Linked DNA regions of Homo sapiens: region 2 is linked to region 1. The links are chromatin contacts, found by Hi-C in ENCODE. All regions are on one chromosome and are shown on one strand. The core of a region is the stretch at or near the end of the contact, and the rest is flanking DNA. Distances in the headings are between cores, read along the strand shown.

What was found. Hi-C counts contacts between places; a loop is a spot of excess contacts on that map.
Region 2: a loop to region 1 is called in a map of GM13976, with 4 times the contacts of the local background. The contact joins the promoter of IGSF5 here to the enhancer-like site in region 1. A Hi-C loop is called at or near these places in 1 of 168 maps with a recorded cell type or tissue (GM13976).

The regions. Positions count from the first base shown.
Region 1 is chr21:39,683,647-39,689,930 of GRCh38, reverse strand. No RefSeq gene overlaps it. Among named protein-coding and RNA genes, the nearest start is that of IGSF5, 58 kb to the left of the region's middle. Within about 2 kb of position 2,675, at least 3 of the 41 ENCODE cell types and tissues checked have a DNase peak (open chromatin) inside an H3K27ac peak, as active enhancers do.
Region 2 is chr21:39,742,041-39,748,324 of GRCh38, reverse strand. It overlaps IGSF5 (immunoglobulin superfamily member 5), which reads right to left and starts at 3,142. Exons shown (of 9, transcript NM_001080444.2): 1 at 2,799-3,142; 2 at 2,027-2,109. The coding sequence starts at 2,815.

The DNA of each region.
Region 1 (6,284 bases), core at 1,426-3,925:
TAGATAGATGTTTCTAAATGTTCTAATGCCTAAGGACAAGCCTGAGAGCTTTTTATAATAAGAAACATATCACATTAAAAACATAGTGTGTGTGTATATATATATATATATATATATATATATATATATACAGTGAAATACTGTGTGGCCATAAAAGAGAATGAAACTGTCATTTGCAGTAACATGGAGGGAACCAAAAGTCATCATGTTAAGTGAAATAAGCCAGGCACAGAAAGACAAATATTAGCTGTTCTCAATCATATGTGGGAGATAAGAAAGTTGATCTCATGGAGGTAGACAGTGGAATGATAGACACCAGAGGCTAGGAAAGGTTGTATGGGTGGGAGGGGGATGAAGAGAGGTTGGTTAGCAGATAAAAACATACAGTTACATAGAAGGAATAAGTTCTAATGTTCAACAGGAGAGTAGGAAGGCTATAATTAGCAACAGTGTACTGTATATTTCAAAGTAGCTGGAAGAGAGGCCTTGAAATGTTTCCAACGCATAGAAATGATAAATGCTTAAGGTGACAGATATGCCAAATACCCTGACTTGATCATTACACAGTCTGTGCATGCAGCACAATATCACAGGTACCCCATAAACATGTAAAATATTATGTAACAGCAAGAAGAGCATTTCACAGAAGATACAGGTTGAACCATGTCCCTCTCATATGCTCATTTAACTCTGAATTTTGTGTAACATGATGTAACTGTTGCAGGTAAGCCCTTAGCCAAATGTCAGCTTTCTTGTTTTGCATTGCCCATGGAGATGCCTACCTTTCTGCAGAGTTGCTATTTAGTCAAATGGGAAAGTCCAAGAAAGCCCACTTAAAGCAACCTGGTTTCTGTGGAAATGGTTTGGGGTGGCATTGTTAGGAAGAGTAATGGTAATGGTAATGGTAATGGTAATGATAATGGTAATGGCAGTAAGAATTTCAGGATACAGGACAACTGTTGGAGACCAATCTACTTCCATCTTTGATGCCCAAAATTTGGTTTACATGTGCTCCTTTTCCCTAAAATGTCCAAATCTTCACAAATTTTCTAAAAGCTCTGAGATAACAAGGTTATGAATTTCCATTATAACATGCAATTATGATCATGTTTGGGCTTGCACCATTTCTGGTCTATAGAAAACCCTTTCAATGCTAAAATTCTTGCATGGCAATAAATGCATTGCTCATAGGACTAAATATTAAATACAATGCAGCACATGGTAAACTGGGGGCAGTATATTCTCCATATTGCTCATGATTTCTGTTTACTAATGTCTATTTAAGTTTCGTAAAGCAGTGTCTACAAATGGTTTCTAAAAGTTGAATAGTACAAAAAGTTATATAGTGAAGTAAGTCTCGCTCCATCCCTAAGCTGTTTTCCTCCTCAAGGGCAACCACTCCCAGTGTGTGCTTCCAGAGATGGACTGGGAAGGAAATTATTTTCTACTCCATTTCCAAATCCAAACTGTCAAGCTATTCACAGCAATATCAGCAAACATTTTCACATTAGCAAGATATCAAAAGTTTCACCTGTCATGCACCTTTTCTCTGGAAACTCCAAAAGGGTGTGCTCCATTCACAAAAGAGTATAAACCAAAAGAAGGTAGACATGGACTCCAGGAAATGAGATCTGGGATGGCAGCTGGGGAGCAACCCAGCCAGATCCAACTGTGGGAGGAAGAGCAAGTGCCATGAGCACAGGCTCCAATCAGAAAATGATCCATGACCTTCAGCCATGTGGAAACTAGAACTGACGGTGCTTGAATGAAGGGGGAAGCATTACTGATACACAAGCTAAGCAAATAAAAAATAAAGAGGAACTTTCACAGAAAAAAAAATATATGTAATCAAAGCACACTACTTGTCCTAGCAGTCAGCAATATTTACATGGTTATAAATAATAAATAGTAAATTCAGATTTAGCCAAAAATTGTGATATAATGAGAAGATGGGGGAGGCGCAGTGGTGGTGAGGGGGAAAAGGTGGCTGAATCCTCATCTGCAGTAGTGGAAAGTCAATAGAAAACATCTGAAACAATAGAACATGACACAGCAGGATAAGTGTATTATTTACAAATATAGACATAAATGCCGGGGGAAACCGCAGAAAGGAATCAGACCTGGGAGAGAAGGGCTGGGGCAGAGAGCTGCTGCTGTCAGTACTCATAAGCCTGATAGCACTAGTAACATTTTACACTATGTAAATGTATGATTTTGATAAAAAAATAAATAAAATTCTGCCTATGGGAAAATTCATGTAAAGTTAAAAGTGGAAATGATACTGATTGTGTTCTGGAGTGTTTCCGCATTCCAATTTCAGAGCCCCAATTTCTAAGGATTCTTAGAAACATCTCTTAATGATACACTTAGAAGGTGTGGAGAGTAAGTAATTTTATTAATCAGGATAGGATGTGTTATGATGAAACCACAGAATAAACCCTGAAATGTCAGTGTCTTCACACAGGAAAGGCTAATTTCTGATTCCTAAGGCCGATGGAGGCCGTGGGCTACACTGTCAACTGGAATACACAGCCTCCAAGGTCAGCTCAGCGGGGAAAAGGTTGGACAGGGCACAGTGGCTTTTAATTGCCTTCTATCTTAAGTCAACGGCCAGTAGGAGTTGGTCCCAAACTAATTGCAAGGGCAGCTGGGGAATCTACAGGAGTTCATGAGTTACGAACTGAGCTTAACACACTCTGCGTGGAGAACAATTTGCCAAAGCGTTATGTGTAAATGAACAAACAAGGAAAAGAGTGTGGAGTGCTAAGTAAAGCCAGGAAGGGACATGAAGGCGAATCCTACGCACCCTCCCAGGAAATGGGGGTTTAATCGCTCTGCCCACCACCTCTCAGAGTAATCCTGAGGCACAAAAAGAAAAAATGCTTTGTAAATCATTAACAGTACACAAACATAAGATGTTAGATTATCTATTTTAATTTCAGTTTATTGCATTGTTGCTGGGAGAAAACTTCCTTACCATTCAACTTGTTTTCAAAGGTCTTAATCTAAGGTTTGTAAACTGAACGGCTGACTGAGCAGAGGTTCCCTAGAGTGACACAGTCCAAGGGCTGTAGGTCACCTGCCCCACCTTGTGCCCTTTGTGTCTGGCTGGGGTGGAAAGCCATGCTGCCATCCACAGTCAGAACGGGCCTACATCTCACCAATCTCACTGCAACAAGCACAATTTGCTCGCCTAAAGAGGCATAACTGCCCATGACAGCGCAAATCTCTAACACGCACTCTTATCTTTCTCATCCAGTTATATTATTATTTTGTCCTGTCTTTATAATTCTCACAAGCTACAAATATTGCTTAGTCTCTATTTATTTTCATCTTTGCCAAGCAATTTTTTTCTTTAATGGCAATAAGAATCCTTAATAAGAAAATAAGATATATTGATGTCAGACTGTAGAACAAAGAAATATTAACTTGAATACACACCCCTGCCCGCTACGAGAGTCTCAGATTTTGTAGCGGAAACACACGCTGTTTCATAATTGGTTAACTCTTAATTATGGTGTTAACATCTCTGATACTGGCGTTAAATAGTACCTCAGTGGTTCACTAAGACCTAAGCCACTTCCAACCTGGGGCTCTACCATGTCAACAAGTGACCTCAGAAATCACCACTAAGGGCGGAAAAAAAAAAGTAAGGAGAATTCACACTTGCTCTTCCATGTTTCAATCCAGAAGCCACGCCTGACTCTCTCCTTGCAACCTATTGGTTAGAACCAGTCACATGGCCTCAGCTTAATTGCAGGCATCGCTGGGAAACGCCATCTTCTATTGTACACGGAAAAGGAAACTTATGGGATTTAGTGATGCTATTTCTATTAATTGGGAAATAAAAAAGCTGCACTGGGAGTTCACAGTCAGAGTTCATAGGTTGATGTGAGAGCTGAGCAGGAAGGGCTGCTGGGGAGAATTCCCAATGTCAGTGACCATTAAACGGATACCTTAAATTTTATACCTGGTGTATCTAGTGTTTATGGAAAATTTAATATGGAGTTACACCCATCTTTTTCTTAATAAACAGAGTATTCGGAACACATCCCAGCGTTTCTCTGGTGGTTACCAAGGCAATTTGGTGCAGTGGAATCAAAAGAGCTGGGTCCCGCTCCTCATCTTGCCAGTTAACGGAGAAAAGTTAAAACAAATCCTTACTTCCAGAGTCTCAATTAACTTCTTCACCTACAAAAGGAAAAAAGTACACATATCCTGCCCAACAGAAGGGTTGTTGTGAAGCTGAATGAGAATGAGTACAAATGTTTTATAATGGTAAAGTGCTATTTTTAATTGACTTTTTCCTACCAATTAGCTTCTTTTTATATAATTCACCACCACGTTACAGTTTTGCTTTGAAAACAAGATAATAAATTAGGCAAACTAAATTTTATCTGTAGCATCATCCTATAATGGTTCCTCTTTCTATTCAATGCTTTAGATGCAATCTACATAGTGATGAGATTACAACATCTGCATTTTCCTCTTGGTGTCATAAATAGGGCAAAGTTAATATCCTTATTACCATGGACCATGTTCAACTTTTGCTCTAAACTTAATTGGTTGTGCAGACAATTAATAAACACAGTCTAAAGAAAAAAATGAAGGGTGTGCTTTTCCTCAGGTAACTTTTGTATATTGTTTTCTACATTCTATTGTGGAAAATGCCTAACATATAATGTAGCAGGCAGAATAATTCCATCCGCCACAGATATCTACACCCTAATTCCTAGACTTTGTGAATATGTTAGATTACATGGCAAAGGGAAATTAAGGTTGCTAATCATCTGACCTTGAGATGGGGAGATTATCCTGGACTAACCAGTGAGCCCAGTGTAACCACAGGAGGTTTTTAAAGCAGAGGATATTTCATGGCTGGTGAGAACCCAAAGAGATGGCAGCATAAGAAGGACTCAACCTGCCCTTGAGGCTTTGAAGGTGAAAGAAAGGGTCACAAGTTTAGGAATATGCAGCCTCTAAAAGCTGGAAAAGGCAGGGAAACATTCTCCCCAGAGCTTCCAGAAAGGAATGCAGCCCTGCCCACCGCTATCGCTAGACTATGTCCCCAAAAGGCATGTGTTGGAAACTTAATCCCCAGTGCAACAGTGTTAAGACGTAGGCCTTAAGCATTTAGGTAATGAGGGCTTCACCCTCATGAATGGATTAATGTTGATTATAAAAGGGCTTGAGTCTTTGAGTTTGATCTCTTGCTCTCTCTTACCCTTCCTTGCTCTTCTAACTTCTGCTATGGGATGACACAGCAAGAAGACCCTCACCAGATGCCAGCCCCTTGATCTCGGACTTTACCATCTCTAAAACTATTGGAAATAAGTTTCTGTTCATTATACATTACCCAGCCTCAGGTATTGTTACAGCAGCACAGAACAGACGAAGACACCTACTGACACCATGATTTTAGCACCATGAGACTCATGTTGGACTTCTGATCTACAGAACTGTAAGATAAATTTAACCTTGTTTTAAGTCACCAAGTTTGTGGTTATTTCTTACAACACCCACAGAAAACTAATACATATATAAAAGTGGAGAAAATAGTATGACAACCCTACATGTAACTATTAGCCAACTTCAATATTATCAACTTATCTGCTTCATTGACATACCCACCCACTTCCTTCCAATTATGTCAAATTATTTGGAAGCAAATACCAGATATTTTATTGTTCATAAATATTCCAGTATGCATCTGTAAAAGACAAGAACTCTTTTAAACACAGCCATAATACAACTATCACATCTAAAATTTAACAATAATTCTGTGATGTTATCAAATATCTAGAATGTGTTTAATTTCCCCACTTACAAATGTTTTATCAGAGTATTTGTGTTGTAATCAGAAAATAAGAAACAGCCATAAATTGCAATTGCCCACAATGTTGCTTTCTTTCTGTCTTAATCCATAAGCTCCTCCCCATCCCACCACTGCATTCTCTTTTCCTTACAATATATTTGTGGAAGAAACCCGGTTGTTTGTCCCATAGTTTCCCACCATCCGAGACTTTGCTGATTGCCTGTGTTGCTAGTCAAGAGATTCTTCTGTCCCCTGGATTTCCTGTAGATTGGTAGTTAGATATAAAAGTCTGACCTGATTTAGATTTGATTTTTTTTTGTTTTTGTTTTTGCAAGAATATTTCATAAGTGGTGATATGGTTTGGCTGTGTCCCCACCCAAATCTCTTCTTGAATTCCCATGTGCTGTGGGAAGGATCTGGTGGTAGGTCATTGAATCATGGGGGCAGGTCTTTCCCATGCTGTTCTCAT
Region 2 (6,284 bases), core at 1,893-4,392, 58 kb before region 1:
AAAAAAAAAAAAAAAAAAAAAAAGATCTTGTTTTCTCTTCACTTGCACACTTCAAGGAAAAGTCATGTGAAGACACAGCAAAAAGGAAGCCACCTGCAAGCCAGGAAGAGAGCCCTCACCAAGACGCTGACTCTGCTGGCACCTTAACCTTGGACTTCTAGCTTCTGGAACTGTGAGAAATGAATGTCTGCTATTTAACCCACCCTGCTTCTAGTATTCTGTTGTAGCAGTCAAAACTGACAGAGAGTAGTGTTTCTCCCTCCACAGAAAATGGCCATATCTGAAAATCTGGTATAATCATCAATTCTAAATTATGAACATTTAATCCTTCAGTGCTTCAGTGTTAAAAGCCATTTTTAACAGGAATCGGTTGTTTTTTTTTTTGCCAGAGTTTTTCATGTGCACTCTGTTTCTCTGGCTACTGCTCACTTAAACCATTTTCTTTCCAGAGTTGCCTTGTCCTTGGACACTAGCACTTAGCTGAAAATATCACACATTTAGGAGTTGTCACCCTAGCTCAACTGAATCAGAAGAAAAATGCAATAGGAAGCCCACTTGAAAAATGAACTGAGAGCACAAATTATGTTAATGACCTAGACTTCCTATCTATTCCTGTTAATTTAAAATGATACAACCACTCATTTGGTTTGCTCAAAGAACTCTAGAATTTTAGGTGAACAAAATTTTAGGTGGTCTCTTGCCTGGTTCTGTGGGTTTCCTTGTGTAAATAATGAATTTTCATCATCCTTATTAACTTGGAGGTAACTCCCGTCATTCCTAAGTAATTAATTCATTAAACAGTTCTGCTAAGTCAGTGTTGGCAGAGGAGCTTCTTCTTTGGTATTACAGTTAAGTCCACTTCCAGGTTCCTGGAACCCCCCAGGCCATGTGGCCAGGTGATATGGTTTGGCTGTGACCCCACCCAAATCTCATCTTGAATTGTCCTCCCATAATTCCCACCTGTTGTGGGAGGGACTTGGTGGGAGATAACTGAATCATGGCGGCAGTTTCCCCATACTGTTCTCTGGTAGTGAATAAGTCTCATGAGTTCTGATGGTTTTATAAGGGGAAATCCCTTTTGCTTGGCTCTCTGATTCGCTCTTGCTGCTGCCATGTAAGAAGTGCCTTTCACCTTCGGCCATGATTGTGAGGCCTCCCCAGCCACATGGAGCTGTGAGTTCATTAAAACTCTTTCTTCCCGGTCTCGGGTATGACTTCAGCAGCGTGAAAACAGACTAATTCACCAGGTTAGTTGTGTTATCCACTAATTTTATGCAGTGGCTATTCAGAGAGCACTTAACACTTAGCCTAGGCAGGAGAAAGCAACTAACCAAGCCAAGTGCCTGCCCTTGGGCTGACCTTCCTTAGGGCATGCTGGGGTCAGCCCTAGACCCTCACCAGCAGCCTGAATTTCTCCAAGGTGCTTTTGCCAGGCAAGTCCTGAGGAATGTTTTACTCACTTGAAGGGCGAATAGAGGCATGTTAGAAATTGTAATAGTAGGCAATAAAAACAATGATAGCTAATAATAATAATGATAACAATGGCAAACTCTGAGAGCCCTGACAGTGTGCTGAGCCCCCATTCCGAAAGTGTCTTATTATTCACAGCACGCAAGCATCAGGAGTCCCGTGAGCTGTGTTAACTGTTAACTGTGTTCCATCAGCAAGCAAACAGAACCCAGAGCATGCTGGGAGACCACCTTCTTTGGAAGACCCTTCTGAGTTGAATTATTGGGTTTTAGTAAGAATAATTATTCCTCAGTTATTGATTCAAAAAAATAAACCTCTATGCTGAAAGGGATTAGGATATGCCACCCCAAAATAAGCCATTTTGGCATATAAATTATTTTGAGCTGAAGATAATTGAGAAAAAGTAGAGATAGAAAAAGAGGGATGGGAGCAACCCCCTTTGGGACCCCTCCCTTTGTATGGGAGCTCTGTTTTCACTCTATTTCACTCTATTAAATCTTGCAACTGCACTCTTCTGGTCCGTGTTTGTTACGGCTCGAGCTGAGCTTTCACTCACCGTCCACCACTGCTGTTTGCCACCATCGCAGACCCGCCGCTGACTTCCATTCCTCCAGATCCGGCAGAGTATCTGCTGTGCTCCTGATCCAGTGAGGCGCCCATTGCCACTTCCAATCAGGCTAAAGGCTCGCCATTGTTCCTGCATGGCTAAGTGCCTGGGTTCATCCTAATCGAGCTAAACACTAGTCACTGGCTTCCATGGTTCTCTCCCATGACCCACAGCTTCTAATAGAGCTATAACACTCACCGCATGGCCCAAGATTCCATTCCTTGGAATTCGTGAGGCCAAGAACCCCAGGTCAGAGAACACGAGGCTTGCCGCCATCTTGGAAGTGGCTCACCACCATCTTGGGAGCTCTGGGAGCAAGGACCCCCCACCCCCCGTAACATTTTGGCAACCACGAAGGGACATCCAAAGCAGTGAGTAATATTGGACCACTTTCGCTTGCTATACTGTCCTAGCCTTCCTTAGAGGTGGAGGAAAATACCGGACACCTGTCGGCCAGTTAAAAACGATTAGCGTGGCCGCCTGACTTAAGACTCAGGTGTGAGGCTATCTGGGGAAGGGCTTTCTAACAACCCCCAACCCTTCTGGGGTTGTTGGGGACATTGGTCTGCCTGGAGCCAGCTTCCACTTTCAATTTTCTTGGGGAAACCAAGGGCCAACTAGAGGCAGAAAGCTGTCGTCCCAACCTCCCAGCAGTAGCTGATTGAGATCATGGCTCAGCCAGAAGTCTCTACTCAACAGTCGCCCACGCATGCGCCCTTACCTTTCCTTCTGACCCATACCTCCTGGGTCCCGAACACGACTTTCTTGAAAGTATAGCCCCAAAATTCTCCTTACCTCTGAATCTACTTCCTCTGATCCCTGCCTCCTAGGTACTAATGGTTCAGACTTTCATTTCCTCTAGCAGGTTGTATCTCCAAAGGGATCTAAGGAAGCCCTACGCTGCGTCCTCAGGCACCTAGGCTATAGCCCAGGGAGTCTTATCCCTGGCGTCCCTCCTAATTTAGGTATACAGCTCTTGACATGAGCAGTTATGCAGGACCCATTCCCCACCACCCTTGCCAGGGCCCCAAGTTTGTAATGGCTAAGAGAGAGACACGGAGAGAGAGAGATGGAGAGAGAGAGAGAGAGATGAAGAGAGAGAGAGAGACAGAGAGGCAGGTTCTTGGCCTCACGGATTCCAAGGAAGTCAAAGAGTAAAAGAAAGAAAAAGAAATAGTTAAAAAAAAAAAAGTGTGCCCTATTCCTTTAAAAGCCAGGGTAAATTTGAAACCCATAATTGATAATTGAAGATCTTCTCTATGAACCTATAACACTCCAATGCCACTTTGTTGTCAGTGTAAATAAGGGCGTAGCCCGAAAGCACTGAGGCCACTGACAACCCATAGCCTTCCTGTCTAAAATCCTTAACCCAGTAACCCACGGATGAGCCAAATGCATTCAGTTGGTAGCGGCAACTGCTTTGCTAAAAGTAGAAAAGTAACTTTTAGAGGAAACTTCGCTGTGAGCACACCTCACCAGTTCAGAATTAGTCTAAGTCAAAAAAGCAAAGAGGTAGCTTACTAACTCAAAAATCTTAAAGTATGGGGCCATTATGTTAGAAAAAAGTAATGTAACTCCAACCGCTGATAATTCCCTTAACCCAGCAGATTTTCTAACAGGGGATTTACATCTTAATTACCATACAAAGGTCCGACCAGACCTAGGAGGATCTTCCTTCAGGACAGGATGATAGATGGTTCCTCCCAGGTGATTGAGGTAAAAAACACAATGGGTATTCAGTAATTGATACGGAGACTCTTGTGGAAGCAGAGTTAGAAAAATTGCCTAATAATTGGTCTCCTCAAATGTGCGAGCTGTTTGCACTCAGCCAAGCCTTAAAGTACTTACAGAATCAAAAGACTATCTCAATCCTGACTCAAAAGGTTCGCTACACCCTCTCTGAAACGAATTTGCATAAAAACTGTTGTTTATGGGAATGCATCTTGATGGGGCAGCTGGGTTGTTATGAAATACTCAGGAACCCAGCCCAGCTCTAGGACTCACTCCTGAGCGCAAAGGCAATGTTGGGCACGCTGGTAAAGGACCACTAGAATCCAGCAGCCCGGACCCCTTTCTTTGTGGTCAAGAAAGGCGGGAAAACAGGTGCAGGACTGCTACATCGGTGAGTGTAACTAATCCGATAAGCAGAGGTCCATGGGTGGTTACGCACCCTGGAAAGGAATAAGCATTAGGACCACAGAGGACACTCTAGGACTAATGCTCATCAGAAAATGACTAGGGATGCTGGCATCCCTATGTTCCTTTTTCAGATGGGAAACGTTCCCCCCAAGGCAAAATTGCCCCTAAGATGTATTCTGGAGAATTAGGACCAATTTGACCCTCAGACGCTAAGAAAGAAATGACTTATATTCTTCTGCAGTACCGCCTGGCCGTGATATTCTCTTCAAGGGGAAGAAAGCTGGCCTCCTGAGGGAAGTATAAATTATAACACCATCTTACAGCTAGACCTCTTTTGTAGAAAAGAAGGCAAATGGAGTGAAGTGCCATATGTACAAACTTTCTTTTCATTAAGAGACAACTCGCAGTTATGCAAAAAGTATGACTTATGCCCTACAGGAAGCCCTCAGAATCTACCTCCCTACCCCAACATCCCCCTGACTCCTTCCCCAACTAATAAGAACCCCCTCTTCAGCCCAAATGGTCCAAAAGGAGATAGACAAAGGGGTAAACAATGAACCAAAGAGTGCCAATATTCCCCGATTATGCCCCCTCCAAGCAGCGGGAGGAGGAGAATTCAGCCCAGCCAGAGTGCATGTAACTTTTTCTCTCTCAGACTTAAAGCAAATTAAAATAGACCTAGGTAAATTCTCAGATAACCCTGATGGCTATATTGATGTTTTACAAGGGTTAGGACAATCCTTTGATCTGACATGGAGAGATATAATGTTACTGCTAAATCAGACACTAACCCCAAATGAAAAAGTGCCACCATTACTGCAGCCTGAGAGTTTGGCGATCTCTGGTATCTCAGTCAGGTCAATGACAGGATGACAACAGAAGAAAGAGAATGATTCCCCACAGGGCAGCAGGCAGTCCCCAGTGTAGACCCTCACTGGCACACAGAATCAGAACATGGAGATTGGTGCCGCAGACATTTGCTCACGTGTGTGCTAGAAGGACTAAGGAAAACTAGGAAGAAGGCTGTGAATTATTCAATGATGTACACTATAGCATAGGGAAAGGAAGAAAATCCTACTGCCTTTCTGGAGAGACTAAGGGAGGCATTGAGGAAGCATACCTCCCTGTCACCTGACTCTAGTGAAGGCCAACTAATCTTAAAGGATAAGTTTATCACTCAGTCAGCTGCAGACATTAGGAAAAAACTTCAAAAGTCTGTCTTAGGCCTGGAGCAAAACTTAGAAACCCTATTGAACTTGGCAACCTCGCTTTTTTATAATAGAGATCAGGAGGAGCAGGCAGAACAGGACAAACAGGATAAAAAAAAGGCCATCACTTTAGTCATGGCCCTCAGGCAAGTGGACTTTGGAGGCTCTGTAAAAGGGAAAAGCTGGGCAAATCGAATGCCTAATAGGGCTTACTTCCAGTGCGGTCTACAAGGACACTTTAAAAAAGATTGTCCAAGTAGAAGTAAGCCGCCCTCTTGTCCATGCCCCTTATGTCAAGGGAATCACTGGAAGGCCCACTGCCCCAGGGGATGAAGGTCCTCTGAGTCAGAAGACACTAACCAGATGATCCAGCAGCAGGGCTGAGGGTGCCCAGGGCAAGCGCCAGCCCATGCCATCACCCTCACAGAGCCCCAGGTATGCTTGACCATTGAGAGCCAAGAGGTTAACTGTCTCCTGGACGCCGGTGCGGCCTTCTCAGTCTTACTCTCCTGTCCCGGACAACTGTCCTCCAGATCTGTCACTATCCGAGGGGTCCTAGGACAGCCAGTCACTAGATACTTCTTCCAGCCACTAAGTTGTGACTGGGGAGCTTTACCCTTTTCACATGCTTTCCTAATTATGCCTGAAAGCCTCACTCCCTTGTTAGAGAGAGAGATTCTAGTAAAAGCAGGGGCCATTATACACCTGAACATAGGAGAAGGAACACCCATTTGTCGTCTCCTGTTTGAGGAAGGAATTAGTCCTGAAGTCTGGGCAACAGAAGGACAATATGGACAAGCAAAGAATGCCCATTTTGTCCAAGTTAAACTAAAGGATTCCACCTCCTTTCCCTATCAAAG